Regions from separate parts of the Mus musculus genome. Here all the other regions are linked to region 3. Evidence: chromatin loops called from intact Hi-C (ENCODE). Cell type or tissue: left cerebral cortex. All regions are shown on one strand.

Evidence for each region. Hi-C counts contacts between places; a loop is a spot of excess contacts. Peaks named below come from ENCODE experiments on the same cell type or tissue, not always from the same donor. Only the 100,000 strongest peaks of a DNase experiment are listed, where the experiment ranks them.
Region 1: a loop joins it to region 3, with 2.8 times the contacts of the local background. A loop is called at or near these places in 13 of 42 quality-filtered maps.
Region 2: a loop joins it to region 3, with 8 times the contacts of the local background. A loop is called at or near these places in 7 of 42 quality-filtered maps.

What each region holds. Positions count from the first base shown.
Region 1 is chr5:89,443,504-89,446,003 of GRCm38, forward strand. Gc (vitamin D binding protein) reads right to left here. Exons shown (of 13, transcript NM_008096.2): 3 at 1,795-1,927; 4 at 1-113. Among named protein-coding and RNA genes, the nearest start is that of Gc, 13 kb to the right of the region's middle. In left cerebral cortex, a CTCF peak has its summit at 1,001 (motif pointing right); a DNase peak (open chromatin) is centred at 1,064.
Region 2 is chr5:89,410,466-89,412,965 of GRCm38, forward strand. No RefSeq gene overlaps it. Among named protein-coding and RNA genes, the nearest start is that of Gc, 46 kb to the right of the region's middle. In left cerebral cortex, a CTCF peak has its summit at 1,235; a DNase peak (open chromatin) is centred at 1,278.
Region 3 is chr5:89,678,909-89,681,408 of GRCm38, forward strand. The region is part of intron 21 of Adamts3 (a disintegrin-like and metallopeptidase (reprolysin type) with thrombospondin type 1 motif, 3); the gene reads right to left. Among named protein-coding and RNA genes, the nearest start is that of Gm7056, 64 kb to the left of the region's middle. In left cerebral cortex, a CTCF peak has its summit at 1,438 (motif pointing left); a DNase peak (open chromatin) is centred at 1,425.

The sequences.
Region 1 (2,500 bases), 240 kb before region 3:
GCAGCCATGCAGAGTTTCCGCTCCAGCCCCTCCTTGGTGCAACACTCAGGAGTTCCAGGGTGAACCGGAAAGGGAGCATCACTTTCACAGGACTTAACAGACAGCTCTGAGGTCTGGATGAGACAAAGGGAAACAAAAACAAAAGGAAAACCCAGAAAACTTACACAGTGGGAGTGAATCTCTGATCAGTATAATGCATACTTTCTAATTTACATATCCTCATTAGTAGTCAAGCTTCCACACTATGGCTTACGAACATGCAAAATTGAATAATTTTGGTCAAAGGCAAGCATACAATCTTGTTTATGTTAGTCAATGACACTCTCCAGACTAGAACATGGAACAACTTTCATAAATAAATAGACCGTACTTATTGGGCTATATAGCCATTGGCCTTGATCACATAGCCTGGTGTTTCTCAGTGAAGGGGTTTTAGCATCTCTGAGGAGAGGAACACTTGGAGACATTCTGGTAGTGGCTCTCATCTCATCTCATCTCATCTCATCTCATCTCATCTCATCTCATCTCATCTCATCTCATCTCATCTCATCTCCCACCCACTGTTTTGCAGTTAGACCACAGCAAGGAGGTCCTCCCATGGCCTCCCCTCCTCCCTTTACTAAATGAACATCCTTTTCACATCGCTGGCTTTAGCTTCCTGTAAGTTACACTTGCTTGTCCTTCCAGCAGCGTGATTTTATATCACCATTACGTATCCACATTTAAAACAGTTAATGTTTGCGTAGCAGGTCAAAGCTGGGGACTGAGAATCGGTCTTCCCTTAAGTTTTAGGTCTTATCCTTGGCAGAAGCTGGAAACTAGCAGCCCCTGCTGTGCACAGCTCCAGTTCTGCTACTCTCCAGCACTGGGATTAAGGGCGTGTGCCACCGCACCTATCAGATCACCATGGACTAAGGCTGATCTTCAATAACAACATAAATAATAGATTTTTTTTTTCTTTTAAGGATGTATTTTATGTATACGAGTGCTCTACCTGCATGTACTCCTGCATGCCAGAAGAGGGCATCAGATACCATGTGGTTGCTGGGAATTGGAAGAGCAGCCAATGCTCTTAACTGCTGAGTCATCTCCCCACACTTATGATTTCCACAAGAAGACCAAGCTACACAACCATTACATACATGTAGAGGCTCTAGGTTAGTCCCATGCAGGCTCCCTGATTGGCAGTTGAGTCTCCGTGAGCTCCTATGAGCCCAAGTCAGTTGATTCTGTGGGTTTCCTGTGGTATCCTTCATCCCTCTGGCTCCCATAGTCCTCTCCCCCTTCTAATGCAGGTTTCCCTAAGCTCTGTGTGTTCTGTGGCTCTGGGTCTCTGTATCTATTCCCATCAGCTGCTGAGTGACGCCTCTCTGATGACAATTGGGCTAGGTACCAATCTATGAATATAACTTTACAAGAATTTTGAAGTCCAACCTTGATTTAAACCTGACACATGGCCCTCATTGTCAGCATTTATTTAGTAAGTCATTGAGTTATCTCATTCCAGTTATTTTCTTTTGAAACTTGTGACACTAAATAAAAGGAACACAGCACTAAAATAAGCATGGGCACTAAAAATAATAGTCTTTATTTTTCCTTCCAACTGGGATTAGGTGGCTTGGTATCTAGAGTGTCCTAAAATTGTGACATAAAGGCTTATGGCTGTTAACATCCATGGTCCACAATAGAGACAGACAGACAGACAGACAGACAGACAGACACACACACACACACACACACATACACATACACACACACACACACACACACACACACACTAACACACACGCTTACCCTGGTGTCGTAGCAGGTGGGGTCAGCTCCCTCAGCACAGCACTCCTCAGTCAAGGAGACAACTTCCTTCACAAGCTGGTTGACCTGCTCAAATGTGCTACTGGAAAACTTCCTGCTATATAGGATTAGTGATCTGAGGGAGAAAAAAAAAAACATGATCATATTAATTGAATTGTTTTTTTGGCATTTTGACTCATGCCAAAATAGATATCAATTCAACTTTTAAATAAAATATTTTATACATTAACTTTTAAAAAATTTGTTTAAAGGTGAGAATATGAGGTTGTATGAAAAGAATTTGTTCTATAAAAAATTATCTTGTATGCAGTTGTGGTGGTTTGAAAGAAAATGCTCCTCCCCAACCCCCCCATAGGTCCATAGGGAGTAGCACTATTAGGAGGGGTGACCTTGTGGAGTTCATGTGGGTTTGGTGGAAGAAGTGTGTCACAAGGGGGTGGCCTTTGAGGTCTCAGAAGCTCAAGCCAGTTCACTTCCTGCTGCCTGCTGATCTTGATGTAAAACTCTCAGCTCCTTCGCCAGCACCATGTCTGCCTGCATTCTGCCATGTTTCCTGCTATGATGATAATGGACTAAACCTCTGAATCTGTAAGCCAGACTAAATTAAATGTTTTCTTTTATAAGAGTGATTGTAGTCTTTTTTTACAGCAATAGAAACCCTAACTAACGCAATAGTAAAAACTGGATT
Region 2 (2,500 bases), 270 kb before region 3:
ATCCATTGGATAGAGCACAGGATCTCCAATGAAGGATTTAGAGAAAGAACCCAAGGAACTGAAGGGGTTTATAGACCCTTAGGAGGAACAACAATATGAACCAACCACTACCCATAGAGATCCCAGGGACTAAACCACCAATCAAAGAAAACACATGGTGGGACTCATGGCTCTATATAGCAGAGGAGGCCTAGTAGGTCATCAATGGGAGGAGAGGCTCTTGGTCTTGTGAAGGTTCTATGCCCCAGTACAGGGGACTACAAGAGCCAGGAAGCAGGAGTGGGTGGGTTGATGATCAGGGGGAGGGAAAAGGGAATGGGAGGTTTTCGGAGGGGAAACTAGGAAAGGAAATGTAAATAAAGAAAATATCTAATGAAAATAATAAATAAATTTTTAGAAAAATTGAAGAGTTTTAGAAACAGGAAGTAAGTAAAAAATATCTGAGTTTATCTTCAGAATTTTTCTTGATTAATTTTTTGAAGCCCATTATTAACCATTGGAAGTAAAGCCACAGAAAGGAAACTCGTGAAAGGATATTTTTGTACATCATGGCTAGCATGAAATTTAATAGATTTGTAAACTGTTAGCTTTAGTCACATTGGTTTGGTTTATGTGTAAATAGTGGTCAAATTGACAATAAACAGTTACAGTGAGATCTATTTTAGCTGGGTAGGGGTGGTTGGGCAGTGGTGGCGCATGCCTTTAATCTCAGCACTTGGGAGGCAGAGGCAGGCAGATTTCCGAGTTTCAGGCCAGCCTGATCTTGAGTTCCAGGACAGCCAGGGCTACACAGAGAAACCCTGTCTCAAAAAACCAAAAAAAAAAAATCTATTTTAACATTCATATATGTGTTATATATGTATGAATACAAGTACACACTATATATAGATATATATGTTAAAACAGATCTTAGTAAAATAGTCAACACTGAAGCAGCTGAGATATGTGTGAATATGGGTACAGACAATGAAACTGAAAAGGGAACAATGAGAGGGGAGTACTAGTTATTGGGGAGCTGACAGAACAGCCTACATAAGACATGAGAGCTGAAGGAGGCTAGTGGGGTGGAGGTTACCAGGCAGGACAAGGAAAGTGGGGGAAGAGGACAGGAGAGAATCAACAAAACAAGTTAGTACAGTATAATCCTTTGTATAGTAATTTATAAAATGAGTAGATTTTAGAATAATGTAAAAGAAATCTCAGAATCCCTTTTATGTAGTAACTGCATTTAGATATGTCATCCACAGGGTGGAAGCAAAGGGTTTCATTTGAATTGGGCAAGTTCTGACTATAGTGCAGCATGCAATGTGTCCGTTTTTCTGATGTTGAAGATGTGGGGCCAGGCTCTAATTTACACCTTAAAATGCTTTCTTATAGGCTACAAAAGAATATAAAAACCTTTGATCTCTAGACAGCTAGTAAGTACTTGCTAGTAAACTTAGGTTGTGAAAGTAGGAGCTCTTGGGCTGGAGAGATGGCGTGGCTCATAACCAAAAGAAAGAAGAAAAAAGGAAAGGAAAGGAAGGAGGGAAGGAAGGAAAGAAGGAAGGAAAGAAGGAAGGGAAGAAGGGAGAAGGAGCACTGTTGTTAGGATATCGGAGTAGTCTTGGAAAGAACAATTGTTAATTAGGTCCTTTCCTAATGGGGACAAGATTTTTTTTTTGAATCTTGGAAAAGAATAAGCAAGAAGGAAATAGCGTTTGGAAAAAAGAATATTTTTGTTTGATTACCCATGGCTGGGAAAGCTTTGTAATGAAAGTGTCAGTCTGTCATTAAGGACAAACCTTGACAGTGCAGCAGCACCTGCAGGGCAAGGGGACTGGCAGAAGAGGAGAGGCTGAGTGGCTGCAGCTCCTCAGGGCTGAGTATGGTCAGCCACTCAGTCAACAGGTGAGAGCAATGAACCGGCTGCTCTCAGGAATTTTCATCATTTTTAGTTTGGCTAAGATATGGTGGCACAGTGGGTCGTACTCAATCAAGCCTGATCAAATTTGCATCTCTGAGGGGACACTTTAGAAAAAGAATTTTGTGTTTCATGATTCTTCACACCATTCTAATGTGAGGAAGAGAGAGCTCTGCTTCAGGCAGAACTCTGTAAAGAGGAACCAGAACCCTAGCAACCAACCTCCAAACTCCCTTGGTTCCTTCTACTCATTTCTTTCTCAATAGAAGTCAATAAATGTCAATTCCAGCACTTGGGAGGCAGAGGCAGGCGGATCTCTGAGTTTGAGGTCAGCCTGGTCTACAAAGTGAGTGCCAGGACAGCCACGGCTATACAGAGAAACCCTGCCTCGAAAAAAACCAAAAAAAAAATAAAAATGAATAAATAAATAAATAAAAAGAAATCGATAAATGTTAAGTCTGATCAAATTATTGTGTTGCATGGGATTATTGCCCTTGAATTAACAGACATAAAAGCTTTCTTCATGATTTAAAATCTAAATATCCAGAATAGGGAACCTTCCTCCTGAAGAATTTCATCCTAATAATAAACTAATCC
Region 3 (2,500 bases):
CTCTTATTAGTCATGGTTACTACTGGACATCCTCAGGTCCTTATTAGAAAACAAAACAGCTCCATAAAATATGTCAACTCTGTTCTAAGTAACTTACATGTTTTATATTTAATTTTATGAAACTGACAGTATTTTATGTCTATACATGTGACCCAGGAGATGTGGCCCTGTATCATTTAAAAAGTGAAGAATTATGGCACCCATAGGCCTTCATTATGTAAGAACACACTTCAAGGTAACAACTCTGCTCCATAATGCCAAAGACCTTTTGAGAGTTCTTTTTAAGAGGGTCAGTTGGTGACGTTGACAGCAGGCTACTTTCTTGTTTCAGTGCCATTCCATGTCCACATCCCAAGCTGACAGTCACTCTGTCTTGACACGTATAGGTTTACTGCATTATATGGAGTCTGAACACCTTATGCTTGTAAAAGTTGTAAGCTAGGTGGTGTTATTGGTAGAGGATTTCTGAGTTTTTTAACCTCAAAATACCAGTTCTTTACTTGTGAACTATATTTCCTGTCTGTCTATCTAAAACTAAGCAAACTGCCCTCACTGTGACTAAGGCTGTAGCCTCTGCTGAGGGAGTCTTTCTCACAGACATCCTTTTGCCTGCTACTGATGGGAGGCTGGGCCCAGAAACATCCCCTGTGCATTAGAGAGGGGCTAAGATGAAACTCTTGTCTAAATGAGCACCTGACCACTGCAGAGCGACTGAGAGCCCAAGTCTCATTAGGTCAAGAATATACTTCTGTATGGATGAGTGAAAGACACCTGGGGCAAGCTTCATGATAATTTTGTAGGTATAGATGAGCAGGTCTTAAAGCCAAATGAGTATTATAACCAAATACAACACAATCATTAAAGTAATGGAAATTTTATAGTTTTCTCACACCGCCCCATGTCATAAAAACCTTGGGAAGAGAGTTTGATGTCAGACCTCAAAAGGTACAATTGAATCTGGAGTTTGCGACTGAGGGCTACCCTATTTGTTTGGCTGAAATAGCATGGAAATTTATGATGTCAGAACTCCCAAAATTGGCTTTCGACTTAGAGCTCAGGGCAGTAAAGCCAGGAGACAAACATGGACACACTAACACAGGATTGCTGTCTCCTCGGCACATTGATTTTACAGTGTCTCACCCACCACCACCAAAAGGGAGCAAGTAGATCTGTGCGGACAGGCAGCCAGACACACATATTTGACATAATAAAATCAACAGAGTTTACCTAGAAAGTGTCAGCAATGACAGTAATAACTACATATAGGCAAATTCACACAGCAACAGGAAGTTTAAAAGCATCTAATTGGGTATGTATTTTTGTTTTGTTTTGTTTCGTGGGGTTTTGTTTGTTTTGTTTTGTTTGAGTTTCTATATTGAAAATCACTTTCCAAAGGAAACAGCTAAATAAAGAAGTCCTATGTCTCCCCCTGGTGGCCATGTTTGATCTTACTAGTTCTTTCTCCTTTTTTTCATTTAAAAGGTTAGTGTTATTTTAAAAATTAATTACTATAAATATTGTGTAAGAAAAATAAGATGCAGTCATAGTAATAGTTACAGAAAATATTTGGAAATTAATGAAAAAATAAAGTATTAGCAAATTAGGACTACAAGGAACCCAATGTAGTAATCAATACCCATAAAAGCATCTACGGTAAATGTTAACTAATGTGAAACTTTCAGAAACATTTCACCTTTTGTTGTTGTTGTTGTTGTTGTTGTTTTGTTTTGTTTTGTTTTTGTTTTTTGAGACAGGGTTTCTCTGTGTAGTCCTGGCTGTCTTGGAACTCACTTTGTAGACCAGGCTGGTCTCGAACTCAGAAATCCTCCTGCCTCTGCCTCCTAAGTGCTGTGATTTAAAGGCGTGCGCCACTACGTCCGGCTACATTTCACTTTTATTTATTATTTTTCATCTTATTCTCTTCTTACTTTTTTATTATTTAAAACAGCTTTTAAATTTAAATCTATTTTGGTCTTAATCTTCCCCTTCCCCAAGTCCTTCCAGAATCTCACCCCCAGTGCAACTTAAGTTCTTTCCCAAAAGGAAAGAAAAGAAACAAAACCCAATACAACAGCAAGAAAACCAATTAACCCCCTACCAACAAACTAAAGCAAAGAGTCCACCAAGTGTAACCAAATAAAAGCACACATCACACACACACACACACACACACACACACACACACACACACACACACCACTGCTACCACCACCACAACAAAACAAGTGTGGAGTTCATTACATGTTGGCCAACTACTCCTAAACATGAGACCTACTCTTGAGTAGTTCATCAATTTTCCCTCCTTCAGCACGTGTAAGTGACAGGTAATTCAACTGTCAACCTTTACCCTAGTGTGTTGTGGCTTGGTCTAATGCTTGTATTATGTTAATTGAGTCCCCCAAATTGCCATAGAATCCACAGGTAAGATGTTGAGGGTTCCTGCCCCAAGTTGGTTTTGACTGGTAAATAAAGTTGCTGGTGGCCACTGGCTGGGCCAAAA